Regions from separate parts of the Homo sapiens genome. Here region 2 is linked to region 1. A link is a loop called in an ENCODE intact Hi-C map of the cell type or tissue named here. Cell type or tissue: endothelial cell of umbilical vein. All regions are shown on one strand. Links, peaks and the distances in the headings refer to the core of each region. The heading gives the core; the rest is flanking DNA. Region 1 overlaps LOC105372044 (a long non-coding RNA gene). Region 2 has its middle 8.5 kb from the start of LINC02879.

Region 1 (11,238 bases), core at 1,752-9,751:
GTATAATGCTCGGGTGATGGGTATACCAAAATCTCACAAATCAACATTGAACAACTTACTCATGTAACCAAACACCACCTGTTACCCAATAACCTATGGAAATAAAAAATTAAACAAACAAACAAACAAAAAATACTGATGAAGCTTCTCTTACCTGCCTGCCACACACCTACTGCTGTGTGGGTCTGTTCCTAACAGGCCATGTACCAGTACCAGTGCGTGGCCCAAGGTGTGGGGACACCTGAGCTATATATCCCAGTTCTGTTTAAAATTCAATTTTTGTTTTCTGTATTTTCTGCTATAAACTAGAATTTTCTCTTGTGTCTCCTTTTTTAGTTAATGGTACTTGTTGGGGCTCAGCAATTGATAACCCAAAATTACAATCCTTTTTATATACTGAACTAAAGAAGAGGCCTCAAGGTCTCTTTGTTTCACCCCCTACCCCACAATCTCTTCCTAAGCACAAAATACAGTTGTACTTTGAAGTTCCATTATCTGCAAGCCCGGACCTACCAAAGAAGAAAACAATTACCTCCAGTCTCTTCCCTGGGTTTTCATTAACTGAACTCATATCACGGGAAGACTAAAGTCTGTCAACAAACCTGAACAGACTTTAGTCTCAAACCATTGTCTGATGTTCTGTGTGCTCAACAGCCTTTGTGCCAGATCATTGTACGTTTTGCAAGTCAATTGAATTGCCCTTAAATTCATCTACCATCTCCTGAACATCATCCACACTTCTCTATCACTCTTTCCTCTAAGAAGTATATAAGCATCTGTACCCCATTGGAATATTGGACAATCACTCTGTGATTCTCCCCGTGCACAGTAGTAAGAAATTTTTAGTCTTTTCTCTAATTTAATCTGCCTTATTGTGAGATTATTTTTCAGTGAAACTTCTAAGGGCGAAGGGGAAGTTTCCTTTGCCCCAACATACCCATGTTGCCTATTTTAGAAATTTGTAAATATGTTTAAATATTTATTAATACATTCTTCTTCTTTTATCTACATTCAAGCACCAAAGGAATCACAAACTATTTCCTTCTCACATTCGTCTTTTTACTGCTAATATATTTCACACATCCATATTTTTTTCATGTACTGTTGTAATTACATCTCTACTGCTTTGAGAAACTCCAATCTTCAAGTCCTCCAATCCATTCTCTACATGCCAGGTATTGTATGTGTTCTTCCCTAATAGGCAAGTAGGAGTGTGCACTTTACCAACATGGATGATGCATATATATTTTTGATTACTCAGGATATGAAAATGAATGGAACGTGCTGTCTATGTCCTCAAAGAACCCACACTTACAAGCAAGACAAAATTGTAAATGACTCTGAGCAGATATAAGTAATATGGGGAAATAAAAAGAGTATTCATGCTCTTTACCATTTATTCATCAACTCTTCTGAGTATTGTTCTAAGCACTAGTGATACAGAACTGACCTGGACAAAAAGATTTCTTAGATCATGAGTTTTATTTTCAATGACAGAAGATTTAGGAGTCAAGGAAGGCTTCATAGGGAGATGACAGGAGGCAAATTTTAAAATCACTATTTCTAATGGTTGTAAGGGAGAAAAGATTTCTTTATTTGCCCATTGCTAGGCTCATGGCTGATACTCCTATAAGAAAAGACAGATTAATAAGAGAAAAGCATAGAAATTTATTTAATATAAATTTTATGTAACACAAGAGCCTTCAGAAATGAAGACCCAAAGAAATAGGAAAAACTGTACATTTTTTTGGACAGTTGTGTTGCAGTATGATTGGAGCTTAACAGGTTATGACCTAATAGCAATGACTTGGGGGGAACTTAGCAAGGCCTATTCAGATTCTTCTCTGTTTTTCTGTGTGATAGTCCTTTTCTCTGGACATAGAAGGGACCCTCCTGGAACGAGAATCTTATGGCCTACTTCAGAGAAAAGTCTGCTAGGGTCTGCTAGGTTTTATACACCTCTTCAGGAAAAGAGCAAGGGGAAGAGGAGAGTGAGTTTTCTACTTCTGTTTTTTCCAAATGCCAAGTGCCATATTTTGAGGTAGTGTGTCTGTAACTCTATCATGGTGAACCTTAAATATTTATATTTTAATAAAATATTTAAGAATGACTTAGAAATCGACAGTTAAAGTCAGTGAGACTATTTTCTGTTGATTAAATAAACTTGCAGAAAAACAAAGAACTTGTACATTCACATCTGGACATATGAGGTTCCCAATGGATGTAAAGAGATTCCCCAATTCAAAGTCTTCACCACCAAAAAACTTTGAATTCTCCTTCAGCATCTTTCATTTGTTATTTCAATCAATCATTCAAGTAATAAAGAAATATTTATTTATTCTCATGACCTAGACTAGCAGATAAAGAAAGGCTTCTCTTAGGAAGTGATATTTTAAGGATGAGTAGGTCTTTGGTGGGGAGAAGCAGGAGGGGGTGAATGGCATATAATGTTCATTAGGGAATGTGGCTTTAGGGAACATGGCATGATTATGGAATTGAAACAAGGGCAGGAAGAGTGGCATGCAGAGATTAGTCTGTCTGCTTGAACGATTTAAGATTCTTAAGTTCAGACTCCAGAGACAAAGTCATTTTCCTTCACATGGCCCTCAAACATGCCAGAATGCCTGACATAGAGTAGGATCTTAATGCATATTTGTTAAGTAAACTAATATGCATAATGTTGCCACTCAGAATGCAATACCCTAATGTGAAGGCCTCAGAAATAGCCACAGAAAAAAAGTTTCTCTCTGAACTTCTCCCTCCTCTCTTTCATCCATCATTCTCCCCCAAGGCTAGCCATAGAAACTAGAATTCCTCTTCCCCAAAGCAGGTCATAGAAAACAGAACCCTTTTCCCCAAAGCCAGCCACAAAACATAAAATATACTCATCACTTTCTCCCATTTATCTGTGTAAGAACTGGCTATAAAGAAATTCTCTGACCTAGTTGGTTTGATTGAAGGCCCTAAGGTCCCCTCCTTTCAGCAAACGTCCTGCCCCATACGCAGAATAAGCAAATGCTGCACAGAGAGGCCAAGAAGAATCTGGATAGGCCTTACTAAGTGATATGGTTAGGATCTGTGTCTTTGTCCAAATCTCATGTTGAATTATAATTCCCAATTTTGGAGGTGGGGCCTCTGGGAGGTGATTGGATCATGGAGGTGTTTCTTCGGAGTGCTTTATTCCCATCTTCTTGGTGGTGTTCTCATGATAGTGAGTGAGTTCTCATGAGGTCTGTTTGTTTAGAAGTATTTAGCCCCTCTCTCACTCTCTCTTACTCCTGTTTCTGCCATGTTAGATGTGTCTGCTCCCTGTTCACCTTTGGCCATGTTCGTAAGTTTCCTGAGACCTCCCCAGAAGCCAAACAGATACCAGCATTATGTTCCCTGTACAGCCTGTGGAACCATAAGCCAATTAAACATCTTTTCTTTATAAATTACCCAGTCTCAGGTATTTCTTTATAGTAATGCAAGGATGGACTAACACACTGAGTTTCCTCACTTACTCTACTAACATTAGTTCATATTGTTTTTGTTAAACGGTGCTGCATGGCTTTCATTCTTCATTGAGTCAGTGCGTGAAAATGGATGGCTTTCCCCGTATCTTTGGGTCTTATTCTGAAGTTTTCTGTGTCATGTAAAACTATGATCACATACATCTATTACGCTTTTCTCTTGTTAATCTGTCTTTGTTATAAGCGTGGTGGCTGTGATTCTTACGGTGGGGAAAAAGGCTCACCCCTCTCCACCTATATAGTTTTGGTAACAAGAATGGGATGGCTGGGACACCTGACTTGCCCCAGAGCCTGCAGATGAGGTCCTGGGATAACTGACAAAAAGATAACAAAGAAAAGTAATAATTTTTACCAATGTCATCTCCCCTGAATCTCTACATATAGTACCCAGTTAAGAATGGAAGGTAAAAATTACCTTCATATCCTTCCCCTTCCAAACTCAGCTTAGCAGGAGAAAATCATTTGTTTGAATTATGACTCTTTTGTAAATTTGGCTATGGGCCCCCAATTATTAATGATCCTTTTCCCTCTCATTGACAGCTATTATTTTTCTGTTTATCTCATTTTGTGTTCTGAGAACTCGGCTTGGCTTGCCTCCTGTTGGGGCACATGGGTTATCACGTTGGTGTGTACAGATGATAAACCAAAAGCCTGTGGACCCCATAAAAAGAATGCAGCTGAATAGAAATGTGGGTTGGCCCCATTTGTGGTTAGTGAGCCAACAGCCACCAGCTCTAAATAAGTTATCTATGTATCTTTTCCGTTTTTGCTGTCTTTGGGGATGACTCTGGATCTTGTGAAGACTGCATGTTTATATCTCCTTGGAGAAGCTTTATGCATCCTTGGTTAAGTCATAAAAGGTTTATTGATTTTGGTTCTGAGTCATATGTTAGGTAAGATTGGTTTAAAAGAAAAATAAATAAATAAATAAGAAGAAGTCAGAAATATTTGATGTTTTCGTCCTGGCTAAAATCTGATAAGGGATTTGAAAGGACTGAAAGGACTTTTTCTTTAAAGAGTCCTATGGTCAGAAGTTGGCTTAACTAGCTGATATTCAGACTGTCCCTTTTTTTTTTTTATAGTCTCCTCTTCTGCCTGTTGGATCCTGGTTCTCCCATGGGAATATCAGAGTGCTGACAACCAAAAGATAGGATCTAAGGGAGACTTCTAGTGACCCTAAAACCCCTTGAGGAACACAAAAAAGGCACCAGTGACTCTCTTTTTGGTGGTCCTCTGTCTTCCTCATGGATCCCCAAGAGCTGTGGGTGGGTTACCCTCAGGTATGAAACTCTACTGTCTTTTACAGTGAGATCCCTTTGATTTTGTGGGGCACCAATGGTTACTGTATGCTTTGAAAGGGCACTTGAACTTCGGGTGGGTGGAAACTGATTAGTCACTGACAGAAGCTCTAATTTTTAAGGTAACTGACAGTGACTGCAATAAATGGTTATTACTGCAGGGGCCAGACAGAAACTGACAATAAAAGGTAATTTCCTACAAGAAAAGTCACTGGCTTCATTGATAGGGGGAGGATCTTAGAGATGGGGCCATGGGTTGATAATGGGATTATTTTTGGCAATTGGAAGGTCTCAAAGCCCTTGAAACCAATGGACAAGTCTCCCATCAAGTAGTGAGTTAGTCACGGAATGGGCTAGTTGGCACTGTCACTCACCGGCCTTGAGGGAACATTCTTACTGCTGGATACCCTGTGGGAGTGCTGCACGGCCCAGCCTCATGGCATTTCCCTTCTTAGCTTTTGCTTCCTCTCTGGAAAATCCAGGATTCAAACATAAAAATGAGATTTTGGATTTCTGGAAATCTAGGTGCTCCATCTTCTAACTACTCCTGTCTTCTGAATATGTAAGTATTAGTCCTGGAAGTTACAGATGCTTTGTTTGCCCTATTCATTAATGGGCTCCACCCTAATCTCAATAATCTGGTTAAGAAATTGAGGCTAAATTGAAAAGTTTCTGATCTAACTAAGTTGGCCTCCAGGCCTCCAAAATATGACTTTCTGGCATTCAAATGATGATTTTAAACAAGCTTTTGATTTTCTCCCAGGCTTGTCTATTACTTTGTAAAATCCCATTTTACAAAGTAATAAATAGTAAATTCCTATGATTTTATGTTGCCTGGGCATCAATTTTTAAATTTTTCTCTATGTCTCATCTAACTGACACATGTGAACCTAATTCCCTTCCGAGCCAAGGCTCTCATAGAGAGTGGCTATCTTGATCTACCTGTCAAGGCATGGATAGATTTTATAGCGACTCCCCAGAGAGACATCTCAAGACCAAATTAGAGAAAAATGCAATAAATTCAGTTTTAGCAGAAAGGGATACTTTGTCCATCCAGATAAGCTTTGGACACATTCAGACTTAAAATTTAGCCCACAGTCCCTACAAAATTGACCTCTGATAATAGCTATATGCCAAAAGGTCTTTCTTGAGGAAAAAACAATCAAACAAGCAAAAATCAAATAAAAACAAACATTCATTCCTTCTCTGTACCTTGAGATATAAATTTTCTCTTTTGTTAATAAAAACAAACATTAATTCCTTCTCTGTACCTTGAGATATAAATTTTCTCTTTTGTTCCTCCTAAGAGTCATCTCCTTAGAAGTCCAAACTTAGGGTTGCCTAACTATTACCTAGGGCAATGGAACTGGTAGTTAAAGACATATAATCTGAAGGGAAAGGGAAACTCTTTAAAAACTGACAAATGAAAAACCTTAACAAAAGTTGTAGAATAGAAGGATGAAACTGAAGCCCTACTTTTCACCATATACAAAAAGTAACTCAAGGTTGATTAAAGACTTAAATGAAAGTCCTCAAATTATAAGCATCCTAGAAATAAACCTAGGAAACATCATTCTGGACAATAGCCTTGAGAAAGAATTTATGACTAAGTCTTCAAGAACAATTGCAACAAAAACAAAAATTGTCATAGGACCTAATTAAAGGGCTTCTGCATAGCAAAATAAACGATCAAAAGGTAAACAGGCAACATACAGAGTGGGAGAAAATACTCACAAGCTATACATCTGACAAAGGTCTAATATCTAGAATCTATAAGGAACTTAAACAGTTCAACAAGCAGAACACAAATAACCACATTAAGAAGTGGGCAAAGGATATGAACAGACACTGCTCAAAAGAAGACATACCAACAAACATATGAAAAAATGCTCAACATCACTAATCATCAGAGAAATGCAAATCAAAAACACAATGAGATGCTATCTCATGCCAGTCAGAATGGCTATTATTAAAAAGTCATAAAAAAAAAAACAGATGCTGGTGAGACTGTGGAGAAAAGGGAATGCTTATACAGTGCTGGTGTGAATGCCAATTAGATCAGTAACTGTAGAAAGCAGTTTGGAGATTTCTCAAAGAACTTAAAACAATTAGCATTCAACCAGCAATCTCATTACTGAGAATATATCCCAACACAAATAAATTATTCTACCAAAAAGACATATGTCCATCACATATGATGACTCACATGTTCATTGCAGCACTATTCACAATAGCAAAGACATAGAATCAACCTAGGTGCTCATCAGCGGTGGACTGGATAAAGAAAATGTGGCACATATACACCATAGAATCCTACACAGCAATAAAAGAGAATGAAATCCTGTCCTTTGCAGCAATATGAATGCAGCTTGAGGCCATTAAACTAACTAAACTAGTGCAGGAACAGAAAACCAAATATCTTATGTTCTCACTTATAAGTGTGAGCTAGACATTGGATACTCATGGACATGAAGATGGCAACAATAGACACTGGAGAGCAATAGAGGAAGGAAAAAGGGAGGGGCATAAGGGTTGAAAAACTAACCGTTGGATATTATGTACAGTATCTAGATGACAGGGTAGTTCATATTGCAAACCTCAGCATCAAGCAATGTAGCCATGTAACCATCCTGCATGTGTATCACCTGAATCGAAAATAAAAGTTGAATTTCTTCCTTTAAAAAGCTGAGAAACCTGCTTCTTTCTGTGTATTTGTGAATGTCTGTATATGTGTGTATTGAGAATGTGTGGTATTTTTTTCCTGCAGTTTTAGTACCAAAATATATTCTTTACATTTAATTAACTTAAAGAAAATAAATAATAAGCACTTAAGTGTTTTATCAAAAGGAAAAATATAACAATTAACTTAAATGTCTTTTAGTTCATGTGATCTTAGATAATCTTTGGTAAATAAAGTTAGTTTATAATTTTTGGTAAGATAAAAATAGAAATGTTTTTAAAATTGTCAGCATTGATTGTAATGCAAACATACTTTTTTTCGCAAGAGTTTTAGTCAAATAAACTTGTTGCTTCCTAGATGTTTAAGAAGAGGGAAAAAAAGTTTAACTTTTAACAATTTTTGTTCCTGTGATATTTTTGATACTTGTCTAATCTGTTGGTGAGCTAACACTATAAGAGTCAGCTATTGGGCTCTCCCAAAACCTTCCACACATCTTGCTGTGAGCTTCTGTGTTTGGTTTTAAACTTCTGTATTCTGGGATCTAAGCAGGTAGCCAAGGTGAAGGCTGGGAACATGTATGTGTCTGTAGCACTTGGGCTACCAGCTGCAGGACAGGGCCAAGCCCAGTATGGTTGCATCCTGTGTCCAGTGTCTCAAAAGATTTGGTTAAAACAAGGCTGACTGATACTTGGTAAGCTTGGTTTTACTTAAAAACAGAAAAATAAACTTTAAAAAATGACTTGCTTTGTTTTCCATGAGCAATTTAAATATAATTATTAAATAAGTAAATGAGATAAATGTAAATAAAATAACATTTATATATACATTTATCAAAGTTTCAAATTTTTTTTAGTAATTTGAAGTCTTAAATTCATGGTTTGTTAAATGATAAATAATAATAAATTATCTGAGCCAAGTAAGTACTGAAACATTAATTATTAAGCATAAGTTTAAGTATACATACTAAGTATACATACTTCAACATCTTATTTTTATACAGTATAAAATAGCTACATATATCTGGATCTGTTAGTAAACAAAAAATTGAGAAATGTATCTTTCTAAAAATTATGAAATGGCTTTTAGTCTATAAATGCGATATAAAAGTTAAAAATTACTTATTTATTAGATTTTCATGGAAATTAAGGTTACTAAAAGTTAGAAATTCAAATTAATATGTGTAATTAAAGTACTACATATAAGAAAAAGAACATACATGCGAAGTATACAAAAAGATAGGTGTTTTTGGTAAGGAAATTAAAGTACTAGAATTTTTCTTTTGTTAAGAAAAAGAACTAGAACTTTGTCTAGAGATTATTTAAAGGGTATTTAGGAGTGAAGGAATGAAAGAAGAAATAACGTAAAACTGAATGGATAAAAAAGTTGTAAAAGAGTTATAAATAATGAATCTAATCAAACTGATTTTTTTGATCAAACTGATTAAACTTACACAAATTTATTATTAAGATTTTTAAATGCACCTTAATATCAAAAGTACACTGACAAAAAACTAGAATGTGGTTTTATCTTTTAAACAAGGTTTTTATGTAATAATGATAAGAGACAATAATTGTTTAAAAAATACTTTGATTGAACTGCGAGACAGAGAAAAAGAGAGAGAGAGAGACAGAGAGAGTCTATGTTATCAGAATAGCTTCCTGTGCTTCTTGTCTTCTTTATTGGGTCTTTGATTACCTAGGAAAACTAAATATTAAAAGGTTAATGTGTTTCTATAACTATGTAGCTTCTTGTGTTTACTTTAAAAGTATTTTAATTATCACACTGGTATGATGAATATTATTTCCCAGAGACCTGTGATTTTATTTTGATCAAGTATTTTTAAAACTTTTGACTTTTTTTTTTTTGACAAACTATCCAAAATCAAAATTGAGTCCTTTTGACCTCAAACCATCTTTTGGACATTTTAGAGGGGCCCCTGGAAGTCCAAGAGAGAAAGATGATAAACTAATTAAGCTTATTTGTTATGTTAAAATTATCTAGGAAGCACTGTCAATTAAGAAATATGTTCAACTTTCTTGGAGTTATATTTCTGTGGTTATGTTACTGACATATGTGTTCCAAATTTGTATAAAATTCCTAGAAACCTAACATGTTACCAGTTATAAGTTTGGTTATTATATGAAAGTGTTTTCTGCCACAAAAGAAAACGCAAATGTCATCATTATTATAATGAACTCCAATCAGATCTTTAACCATTATATATATTTTTTATTTTATTATTTTATTTTGGGATGGAGTCTCACTCTATCACCGAGGCTGGAGTGCAGTGGTGTGATCACAGCTCACTGCAAGCTCCATTCACTGGGCTCAAGGGATCCTCCCACCTCAGCTTCCCAAGTAGCTGAGACCACAGATGCACACTACCATACCTGGCTAGTTTTTGTATTTTGTTATAAAGATGGAGTTTCACCATGTTGGCCAGGCTGGTCTCAAACTCTGAAGCTCAAGCAATCTACCTGCCTCTGCCTCCCAAAGTACTGGGATTACAGACGTGAGCTACCCACCTTGCCTGGCCTCTTTAACTGTTTTAGTTTTCGTTGTCCATAGTTAAGTGTTTTCTTCTGATGCCTCTTCTGAAAACTCTTTGCAAACATTTATAATCCTAAAGTATGTCTTCAAGGACATTCAGGGAAGGCATAGAAAGAACTCTAACAAACACAGGTTTCTGACAACTTTGAGGCCATATCTTTGGACTAGGTAAGAGTTGAAAAACTCTAAGGAAAAAACTGGAATCATAAAATTTCTCACCCAATTTCAAGCAGAACAAAAATTAATTGCCCAGGGCTGAACCAATGAAGTATTATGATATTTTCTACTTCTTTTTGTTTGAAACATTGCTGATTCTTTTTACGATTTGTTTTCCAGATTCGATAAAACTTTTTTTTAATTTTAAGTTAATCTATAGCTTACAGTAATTTAGTGATGTTAATTTTTACAAACAGAATTGAAACATTTTCTTATTTCACCCTGCTTGATCCCTTCAAAATTTGGAAACTATTCAGAGTATTCTTATTTTATGGCAATACAGTTATTTGTGTAGGTTCAATAATAATCTGTTCTTGTAACAGCACAACTGGTAACACTGGTTGTATTACCAAGGCTTTGCCTGAAATTTTGTATCTTCCAGTATGACCAGATAACTTTGAGGAACTAAGGTTGAGTTTGTAAAGCCAATAAAAGAACTTGGAAAAATTGGCCTGGTACCTTGTCTACACAGTCCCCTTATAGGGTTCCTAGCCTTGCAATAAATAATTTCACTTTCTGACAAACTCAGAAATCTCAGGATATTTTGGAAACCTGGAGAAGAGAGGAATTTACCCAGTTCGTAAAGGTGTTACAGGCACAGTCTGATGGTGAATCTTACCTTGGCTTCTTGGCCTCAAGAGGGTTTTTAAAAGTCTAATGCAAAAGCCTTTGTAAAAATGTTCCATCAATGCCAACTTAAAAAGAGCTTATGTGATCAGTAATTATTCTTGCTGCAGTCAGGCCAAATTAATAAAACTAAACTTATTTTATACACAAATTGGCCTTACTGTGATTATCTTTATCAAAATGAGGGTGAGTGGAGAGAAAAACTATTAAGCACTTGTATAAGACTCTACCTACATGTTGTTGAGGGTTTATTATCTCCCTACAATGTGGACTAGATCCAATATCTGGCTGTGAGTCTCCAAACTAACATTTCCAATTTTCTCTGATCCTTCTGGCTTGGAATCACTGTGATTAA
Region 2 (11,238 bases), core at 1,795-9,794, 56 kb before region 1:
GGACTTACTAACTTAAATCTGAAATAATATAATATTTTGTGAGTAATGCATAATCAAATTGTAAATTTACAATAATATTTAAAGGGATATAAAAAACTATTTGAAATAATCACTAATGTTCAAGGACTGGCATATTTCTGGCAAAAAATAACTGTCAATATTTATCTCACTGCTTGAAAGGAGTTATTAAAAGGGCTCAAGATAATTTCATCTAATGCTGAGTGAGATTTTTTCAGCTGAAAGAGAGTTGGCAAGAAATGTCAGCAACAACTGTACATACAAAACTGAATCCACTTGGGTTTGAATGAACTCCCCATGTAGTCTGCATCTTGACTGTGGGAAGGCTTTAAATAAGGTAAGAACTTCAGTGAAACTTACTGTCAGAGTCCAAAACAAAAGCCACTGAAATAACTAGAAAGAAAGAGCCTAGTAATAAATAATGTTTTATTATTGATTCTGATACCTGATATTCATGACACTAGGTTTTGTTTGCCCTATACTATAATTATCTTTTCTTAAAGATATGGAATGTTATCTTTCTTATGATTTCCCTTATATAAGAAGTATCTCAAACATTTCTTGTAGTTCTTAGTATTTGTTGAATAAAAAAATTCCAAGTGAAAACTATTGAAATACAGGGAAAATTATGCTCAGACTTCCACAGAGCCAGAGAAGACATCACCCAACTAAATCCATGTTAGCCCACAGTTCCTCCCAAAACAGTGCAGAAAAAAAGAAGAAAACCAAAAAAAATAAATATGAAAAGTAATATGCTCAAATACAGAAAATCCCCAAATTAAAAATAGCTATAAATTAAAAAGAAAAAACTAGTCACCAAATCTCAGCAAGTAACAGCCACACTATATCTATAGCAAATATTTATAGATATGTTGTGCACACACATACTCACACATACACATACAATGCACATACATACATGAATATATTTTCCAACTCTGAGAGTTCCGAAAGGTGAAAACATCCCATTGTCACTGAGCAAACATTACACACAGATTTTTGCTTCTAAGTATTATTCTCTTCTAAAAGGTATGCAGGTATCCTTGTAGATATGGCTGATTCTAAGACTAAAACATGGAAACTATAAGATGTACTTAGAATATTTTGTGGTGTTAGGAAGTAAAAAACAAGCTCAGAAAATGATGAGGACATGTAAAAAGAACCTAAGGGCTAGCTTGAAGTCTCTCCCATTGACCAAATTTGGAACAATTTGACGAATAAAAATCATAATAATAGTAATGGAATATAACACACAGAATATAATGAAAATCAAGGATTCAATGCTGAAGTGAACCAATACATGAATAAATGGGGAAAATGAAGAGCTCTTACTGTAGAATGTCAAGTAATAAATGTAAAAAGAATCATGGAATTAGAAAAAATTGCCATTTGTTTGCAATCACAAGAGTAATAGATTCAGACAAGAATATCAATGGATAATGGGCAAAAGTATGACAACAAACTGAATATTCACTTGATAACATCTCTTCATAAGATGCTTATTAATTGCAAAGAAAAAAATAGTAAATTTGTAGTGGAGAAACCTGGCAGACACAACCTTAACTGCAGATTTAAAATGTACATTATCAGCAATGGGACAAATCAATACCAGATGCCTCCTAATAAGAAATACTGAGAAACACACATTATCATACCTGTTATATTCCTACAAAAATTTTATAATGTGCATCTAATAGTTAGAAACCATTAGTCAAACTCAAAATAAAGGACAGTCAACAAGATAATTGGCCTGATCTCTTTAAATATGTAAGGTAATACTAAGTCTGACAGAAATGAAAACTAAAGATAACATGCCACTCTGTATTGAATTCTGGAACAGGAATGGACGTTAGTGGTAGAATTGGCAAAATCTGATTAAAAGATTTAGATTAGACAATGCTGCTTTATCAGTGTTATTTTCCTCCTTTTAATAACTGGATTCTGGCTGTGAAAGAAATGTCCTATTTTTAGAAATATACTGAATTTATAAACACACTGAAATATTGAGAAGTAAAGGGGTATTTAAATGTAAAATCTGCAACTTACTTTCAAAAAAAGTATTAAAAAAAAAACAAAACACACAAGTATCTTAGCCAGTTTTGTGCTGCTGTAACAGAATAATATAGATGGGTAATTTATAAACAATAACAATCCATTTCTCACAATTCTGGAGGCTGAGAAGTTCAAGATCAAGGTGCTGGCAGATTGTGTCTGGTGAGGATCCAGTCTTTGCTTCCAAGATGGTGCCTTGAATGATGAACTCTCCAGAGAGGAGGAATCCTGTGTTCTCACATGGTAGAAGAGTGGAAGACTGGAGAGAGAGCTCGTTCCTGGAAATCCTTTTAATAAGGATTTAAATCTACAGATCAGGATGGCGCCTTCAGGTCCAAAAACCTTGTAAAGGCCTCACCTCTAACTACAGTTACAATGGCAATTCAATTTCAACATGAGTTTTAAAAGGGACAAATATGCAAAGTATAGCACACAGACAAAAAATAGATGATAGAGATGACACATGATAGGTAAATAGATAGATAGATAGATAGATAGATAGATAGATAGATGATGGATAGAGAGACAGAAAGTGAAGAGCATGATAAAGCATGTATGAAGAAAATGTTAACATTCATGAAATTTAGGGGGAAAGATATGACAATACTTTGTACTATTTTTGTGCTATGTACTTTTTACTATGCTAGTCTGAAAATATTTCAAAAAAATATATATATATATATATAAAGTGTGTCTTCCCAAACTCTTGCTCAGTTCAACCTTAACTGGAAGATATACATTCTGATAATTAAATGTTACAATGTGAGAGTTATAAACCATGTATCCTATTTGTTTCCTTATTTTATTACCACTTTGTGATATGAAGTGTTATGATACCATTGAAAAATAATTAGAAAAGTATTATTTTTAAAAAAATTGGCCAATCTAATAGGGCAAGCAAAAGCGAATCTGAAATTTGTCACAACTAATGCTTATTCCTTAGCACGGAACAGGGAAATTAGTATCTTTAACAATATTGAATTGTCAGAGAAAAAAATTGCTTTGACGGATTTCACTATTTCGGAGATAAAGCTTGAAACACTGGGACTATATAGAAAAGAGAGAGGAAAGGGACAGAAAGGAGGTGGCTTCTTGTCCAGTGATGGGAGGCAATGTCTTCATAGATTATGGACATTGCAGACAAACAATGGCTGCATTTACTGGGCTGCTGTATGCACGCTTATAGTGCTTGTAATTGAGGATGATTATGGTTAATGACTCCAGTAATGTGCACTTTCAAACCAGCAAGACAATGTAATTTGTATCAAACCTATTCAGTATCTCTTTAGGCATTTTGCCTGGTTTAATCTTAGCCCAGCACTGGCTACAGAGGGATTCTCTGGAAGCTTCACAGCTGGCTCAAATTAAAGATATCATGCCCTCCCCGACCCCCAACCCCTTCAGTATATTCAGAAGTAAATAAAGCTGTTTGAGTCTTCCTATCAGTTGGAAGGCTCAGGGCCTGTCATAGTTTAATGTGACAGGAGGAAGATCTTTAGTACTGAAGGCACTAGGTTTTAGTGTGCAGATAGAAAGCAGAACATCTGTCTGAAATTCACTGATGAGGCGCTAGCCAACAACAGCTACACTTCTTGGTAAGAGGAAGCCGTTTTTACATTTTAACGTAGTGTGAAACATAACATTCTGTGATGTTATGAGATTTCTCAAAAGATAAGGAAGAAATAGTTAATAGAGAAATATGTGCATTCTCTATTTCTACAGCTACCAGGAGGAAATACCTGGTAACCAAATTGCTTATGGAATCAATTCAGGAATACATTCTATTTAGAAGCTAGCCTATTATTCTTAAAGCTAGTGCTAGATAAATTATGTAAATGAAAACCTTTTTAATTTTTACCTATGAGGTTAAGAGACATAAACATGCTTTTCTCTTTTTTCTTTTTTTTTTTTGTTTATTGTCATTTCAGGGAGGGTTAAGGGGAAATTTCTAAACACTTGTGTCTGTAATTTTCAGACTCTTTTCACAAATACTGAAGCATGACAGAGTCGTTTACACAAACGAGACAGAAAAATATGTGAGGGGCCTAAGGCTCAAGATAATTATAATTCTGACATTAAAAAAAAAAAGCTATTGTGTTCCACTTCTCTGTTTTGTAAGTTGAGTTTTTCTTTCCATGCAAGAGAATGCAAACCACTGCATTTTGTCAGTTCCAGAGGCAACATTTCAGTCTAAACAAAAACGCCTGTCAATGTTAACAGTAAGACAAGGTTGAAAAGTGAAGTTAAAGTTCACGCATATTGTGGTCTCAGTGCTAGGTAAATGGCACGGGGAATGATTGACATGTTAAAAAAAAACAACAGCTTTTGGATGGCAAGTAGTTATAAGCAAAAGAGAAATGTGAATAACTCAGGTGATTGTGATGCCATGAGATTTTTCATTCATAAATGTAAAGGTGCATGTCTATATCCCCAGCTACTTGGGATGCTGAAACAGGAGGATCTCTTGAACTCAGGAGGCTGTAGTGTGCTATGATTGCACCTGTGAATAGCCAATGCACTCCTGCCTAGCCAACAAAGCAAGACCATATCTCTTAAAAAGAAACAAAAAAGTTTGCTAAATTTTATTTTTTAGAGTATTTACAAATCAAACTGGTATCCTCTCAAATGTTTACTTATGTGTTATAAACTTTAAAATTTTTGACAAGTACCTCACATCACATTGTGGATTATGCTATCAAGTTCCTGTAACAAATAATTTTCAATGTAAAAATACAGTTGTTTTATTTCAAATGCCTCGAGTTAAATTGACGATAAGTGACATCTTGTCTAGCATGGAAATGCTTTTGTTCCTTTTATGAAACTAATTTTAAAACGTAATTTGGTATAAAGACTTATTGGCAGGATTTACCAATTTCACCAGTTGACTGAAAAAAAAATCTTATAAAATCAGATAAAATATAAATATGTTGTTTTTCAGTTTTCTTTCTGTATCACATTCTTAAGAAAATTAGTTTAAAAATGCTACAATTTTTGAAAGTAAAAGGACACCTATTATAATACAGTATAAAATAAAACATGTAATTTTTGGACTGGTAGTAATTCAGCTAATCTATGTAGTCTGTGAGAGATTTATAAATTCAAACTCTCAAAATATTAAAAGTATGACTATCATTCCCCTAGTACCTCTTCTAATAATTCCCTAATCTTTCTCCAACATTTTGATGGTCATTCCATTTTGACTTCTCTATATGAGTGTCAGTGACTAATACTCTGGATTAGCTCACAGTATGGAGCATTAAAACTACATATCCCAGATTCCTTTGTAGCTGGTGCCCTGCACGTGACCAGGAATTTAGTAGCAGATGCACCAGTGTGGGAACTGGGAAGGGGAAGGTCTTTCACAAACATGATCATGCAGGCATTTCATTTTTCTTTCCTATACAGCTGTGGGATAGATCCTGGCTTTGTGGCTCTTGACTAGCAAGCAGCAGTAGTAGGATTTCTGCTGAGTCAGTCCTGTGATATAGTTAGGCGTTTTTCTGGCTTCCTTGTTTTAGGTTATATAATTTATAAGTTGAAATGTCCTGTAATAAGCCAATTTTTATTTAAACCAGCTGGTGTAGACTCTGTAGTCTGAATCTTAAAAACCTTATTAATAATATGTGAAATTGAAAAAGATGTTTACTTCCACGTGCTTGAATCTTGTTATTTTTCTGGATGCTATGTTTCATAGTGAAACAAAATCAATGTCACCATCCCTCAGTAGTGGAAGGGAGTGTATCTTCTATGTTTTTATAATTTTTTGTCATTTTTTTCTTTTTTCTTTCTGGACCATTATGCATGACTGAATAATTCAGCTGTTATTTCAAATGTATCTGATCACAAAAACATTTGTGCCAGCAGTTTCTAGCATGGTTTGATCAATTAGCATGAGACATTTTTGCAAACCTATAACTGAATCACAGTAGCAGCTCTTTATCATCAAATTACTTGCTCTTCTGAGGACTGGTCAGTTTGAGAAACATTCAAATAAAAGACATGTGCACTTTCATGATGCTTGGTTTCTATAGACTTACCCAGCATCTCAATACCTTTGTCTTGGCCAAGTTAAAATGAACTCTCTTAGGCCAGTGTAGACCTGCTTTCTCCTCTACAGGAAGGTGGATGGATCTTCCGTGCTTCTGGTCTAGTTCTTCCTGGATCATACTTTGTTCATTGTCCCTCACTCTAATATTTCTTAAACTTTTCTGTTTTCGAATATTTCCTAACAGCTGTCTCTTCCCTTCATATTTTCTAACAACTGTCTCTTTCCTTATAATTATTTTAAATTGTATTGCATATTTACAATTTCTTCCTCTGATCTGTTTCAATTTTATAGAACTTTCTAAAGTTGCAGATTGCCAATCAAATACTGACCAATGCTGGAAAAATATTGTGGTGCAACATCTGAAAATATTCTGCACCAGTCACCCAATGCTTAAAATCAGTAGACATGCATCGGTATTTGATGTTTTGCTGAAGCAGAGGTAAAACCGCTACTGTCTTGCCTTTAACTGATGTTATGAAAAGTCTTCATTATTGACCATATGAAAAGTCATTATTAAATTCCAGATATGTAGCCATTTTCTACAGATTGTGCCAGCCCTTTTCACATATTCTTGAGATATCATTAGCAGTAACAGAGGCTTACATTCTGACAATCTTTGGGACCAAAAGTCATTGTAATAGGTCAAAGGAGAGGCAGCCACCCTTGGTCTTGTCATAATACAAGCCATCCTGGGCCCTTGAAATGAGAGAATTGAAATGTTAACTATAATAAGAACATCATAAGAGTGGACTTTGATGATGTGTGGGACTGAAGAGTCCAAGGCACATCTATCAGGCTTCTGAGTATATACCGATAGAAAATGAAAGGTTGGCCTATCTAGATAAAACTTATGTTTCCGAAACATTTGAAACTGGTAGTATCTTCTCCCCCATTTACAGCATGACATGTTTTATATGATGTTTAGTTGACATACAATGATAGTAAATAAAATACCAGACATTTATAGTAAGACTCACTCAGAAATTTTTAATTTTTTATCAGGAAGACAATAAATATATCACTTTTCTTTTCCTTTCCTCTATGTTTTTACTCTAGAGAATGAAAAACAAACAAACCAAAAAAAAGTGGGGGGTTTTAAATAGCCAGTAATTACTTGGATATTTCTGTGCTATTATTTCTTCAGATTGAGGTCTATTGAAATAATTTCGTTAAATGTAGAATAAAACTAAATTGCAACAATATTTTTCTCTTGGAAAATTATTCTTTTTCTCTAATACCAGTTGGTAACTTTTCATTACCTGACACCTCAAATAGGGCATTCTGCAAAAAGGCATTTTTTAATTGGCACTTTGAGGCCTACATTCAGTATATTGTTTGAATGGTCAGGGAAGAATAGAAAGCTTTTCTTTTCAAAATTAAGTTATTTTGTGGAACAGTATAGCTTGGCTTCAGATTTATTTATGTCATATATGTACATTAGAAATATATACCTTTTACAGTTATGTATTCATATCAAATGCATTTAATGAAAGTTTTTTTAATATGCAGCTTTTGACAATCAATTTATTTCCCGTTGACCTAATTCAGACTGAGTAACATATTTTGTAGTGCAAAGTTATAATTGCCAGCAGTTAGTTTTGTTTTGTTTTGTTTTGTTTTCAGTATTAAGGGGGAGTTTTGTCAACATTGGAATCCAAGGAAATTTTGGAAAATCTGAGTTAGAAAACAGATTTTATGCTCTGCATCTGGATATAGTAGAAAACCTACTGTTTTGTTTACTTGTTTTCAAGAAAAATACATATATAGAAATTTTATTTATTTATTTATTTTTATTATACTTTAAGTTTTAGGGTACATGTGCACATTGTGCAGGTTAGTTACATATGTATACATGTGCCATGCTGGTGCGCTGCACCCACTAACTCGTCATCTAGCATTAGGTATATCTCCCAATGCTATCCCTCCCCCCCTTCCCCCACCCCACCACAGTCCCCAGAGTGTGATATTCCCCTTCCTGTGTCCATGTGATCTCATTGTTCAATTCCCACCTATGAGTGAGAATATGCGGTGTTTGATTTTTTGTTCTTGCGATAGTTTACTGAGAATGATGATTTCCAATTTCATCCATGTCCCTATAAAGGACATGAACTCATCATTTTTATGGCTGCATAGTATTCCATGGTGTATATGTGCCACATTTTCTTAATCCAGTCTATCATTGTTGGACATTTGGGTTGGTTCCAAGTCTTTGCTATTGTGAATACTGCCGCAATAAACATACGTGTGCATGTGTCTTTATAGCAGCATGATTTATAGTCCTTTGGGTATATAACCAGTAATGGGATGGCTGGGTCAAATGGTATTTCTAGTTCTAGATCCCTGAGGAATCGCCACACTGACTTCCACAATGGTTGAACTAGTTTACAGTCCCACCAACAGTGTAAAAGTGTTCCTATTTCTCCACATCCTCTCCAGCACCTGTTGTTTCCTGACTTTTTAATGATTGCCATTCTAACTGGTGTGAGATGGTATCTCATTGTGGTTTTGATTTGCATTTCTCTGATGGTCAGTGATGATGAGCATTTTTTCATGTGTCTGTTGGCTGCATAAATGTCTTCTTTTGAGAAGTGTCTGTTCATGTCCTTCGCCCACTTTTTGATGGGGTTGTTTGTTTTTTTCTTGTAAATTTGTTTGAGTTCATTGTAGATTCTGGATATTAGCCCTTTGTCAGATGAGTAGGTTGCAAAAATTTTCTCCCATGTTGTAGGTTGCCTGTTCACTCTGATGGTAGTTTCTTTTGCTGTGCAGAAGCTCTTTAGTTTAATTAGATCCCATTTGTCAATTTTGTCTTTTGTTGCCATTGCTTTTGGTGTTTTGGACATGAAGTCCTTGCCCATGCCTATGTCCTGAATGGTAATGCCTAGGTTTTCTTCTAGGGTTTTTATGGTTTTAGGTCTAACGATTAAGTCTTTAATCCATCTTGAATTGATTTTTGTATAAGGTGTAAGGAAGGGATCCAGTTTCAGCTTTCTACATATGGCTAGCCAGTTTTCCCAGCACCATTTATTAAATAGGGAATCCTTTCCCCATTGCTTGTTTTTCTCAGGTTTGTCAAAGGTCAGATAGTTGTAGATATGCGGCATTATTTCTGAGGGCTCTGTTGTGTTCCATTGATCTATATCTCTGTTTTGGTGCCAGTACCATGCTGTTTTGGTTACTGTAGCCTTGTAGTATAGTTTGAAGTCAGGTAGTGTGATGCCTCCAGCTTTGTTCTTTTGGCTTAGGATTGCCTTGGCAATGCGGGCTCTTTTTTGGTTCCATATGAACTTTAAAGTAGTTTTTTCCAATTCTGTGAAGAAAGTCATTGGTAGCTTTATGGGGATGGCATTGAATCTGTAAATTACCTTGAGCAGTATGGCCATTTTCATGATATTGATTCTTCCTACGCATGAGCATGGAATGTTCTTCCATTTGTTTGTATCCTCTTTTATTTCCTTGAGCAGTGGTTTGTAGTTCTCCTTGAAGAGGTCCTTCACATCCCTTGTAAGTTGGATTCCTAGGTATTTTATTCTCTTTGAAGCAATTGTGAATGGGAGTACACTCATGATTTGGCTCTCTGTTTGTCTGTTATTGGTGTATAAGAATGCCTGTGATTTTTTTACATTGATTTTGTATCCTGAGACTTTGCTGAAGTTGCTTATCAGCTTAAGGAGATTTTGGGCTGAGACAATGGGGTTTTCTAGATATACAATCATGTCGTCTGCAAACAGGGACAATTTGACTTCCTCTTTTCCTAATTGAATACCCTTTATTTACTTCTCCTGCTTAATTGCCCTGGCCAGAACTTCCAACACTATGTTGAATAGGAGTGGTGAGAGAGGGCATCCCTGTCTTGTGCCAGTTTTCAAAGGGAATGCTTCCAGTTTTTGCCCATTCAGTATGATATTGGCTGTGGGTTTGTCATAGATAGCTCTTATTATTTTGAAATATGTCCCATCAATACCTAATTTATTGAGAGTTTTTAGCATGAAGTGTTGTTGAATTTTGTCAAAGGCTTTTTCTGCATCTATTGAGATAATCATGTGGTTTTTGTCTTTGGTTCTGTTTATATGCTGGATTACATTTATTGATTTGCGTATATTGAACCAGCCAGAAATTTTAAACCATCTCCGATATAATGTTCTGGATAATAGCAAGTGAGTCCAAAACATATGGATTGTATTTTCCTTGATCCCAAAAGGCTGAAAACTTAGTGTCTGAAATGGTTGATAAAACTTTCCTTCTTCTTTTTGCAATTTTAAGGCTGATAGTAAAGTAACAGAATCCAGAATGCTAAAACAATTACTGAGGAAGTACATTAGTCTGGGTTCTCCAGAGAAACGGAACTAATAGGATGAGTGTGTGTGTGTGTGTGTGTGTGTGCGCGCGTGCACGCGTGCATGTGTATACACAGAGAAAGAAGGGAGAGAGAGAGGGAGAGGCGGGGGAGAGAGAGAGAGAGAGAGGAGAAGAATTTTAAAGAATTGGCTAAAAAAAAAAGGACTGGCTCATGTGTCATGTGATTGTGGGGACTGGCAAGCTCTTATCTATAGGACAGGCTGTCAGGTTGGAGACCCAGGGAAGAGCTGATATTGCAGCTTGAGTCCAAATGCAATCTGGTAGCAGAATTCCCTCTTTCATGGATGACCTTAATCTTTCTCTCTTAAGGCCTTCAACTTAAAACAAATTTGAGACCCACTCACATTATTGCAGGTCATCTGCTTTACTCAAAGACTACTGATTTAAATGTTAATCTTACCTAAAAATACCTTCACAAGGACATCTACGATTGCTGTTTGAACAAACACTTGGAGATCACAGCCTAGCCAAGCTGACACAGAAAATTACCCATTGCGTTTGGCATTGATAGTCTGTGCTCACCAAAATTTAAAATTATTTCAGCAAACTCTTCTTTGTGGACATCATTATCTATCAAATTTAGAGGAATATAAATATCCCATATTCCTTCTCAACCTTCTTAAAAATTATATCATTTTAACATCCTTTTATTTCCAATATCCCCTTTCTCTATGTCTTTTTCATCTTCTCAGCTGTTGCACCCACAATACAACAATGCATGTCAGTTTTCCTGATTGAATTACTCTTTATGACAGGGAAGA

Evidence for each region. A loop is a pair of places that touch in the nucleus more often than their neighbours do. Peaks named below come from ENCODE experiments on the same cell type or tissue, not always from the same donor. Only the 100,000 strongest peaks of a DNase experiment are listed, where the experiment ranks them.
Region 2: a loop joins it to region 1, with 4 times the contacts of the local background. A loop is called at or near these places in 2 of 110 quality-filtered maps.

The regions. Positions count from the first base shown.
Region 1 is chr18:29,198,438-29,209,675 of GRCh38, forward strand. All of the region lies in intron 3 of LOC105372044 (a long non-coding RNA gene), which reads right to left. Among named protein-coding and RNA genes, the nearest start is that of LINC02879, 47 kb to the left of the region's middle. In endothelial cell of umbilical vein, for the core only: no CTCF peak of the experiment used is centred there; no DNase peak of the experiment used is centred there.
Region 2 is chr18:29,142,709-29,153,946 of GRCh38, forward strand. No RefSeq gene overlaps it. Among named protein-coding and RNA genes, the nearest start is that of LINC02879, 8.5 kb to the right of the region's middle. In endothelial cell of umbilical vein, for the core only: no CTCF peak of the experiment used is centred there; a DNase peak (open chromatin) is centred at 5,433.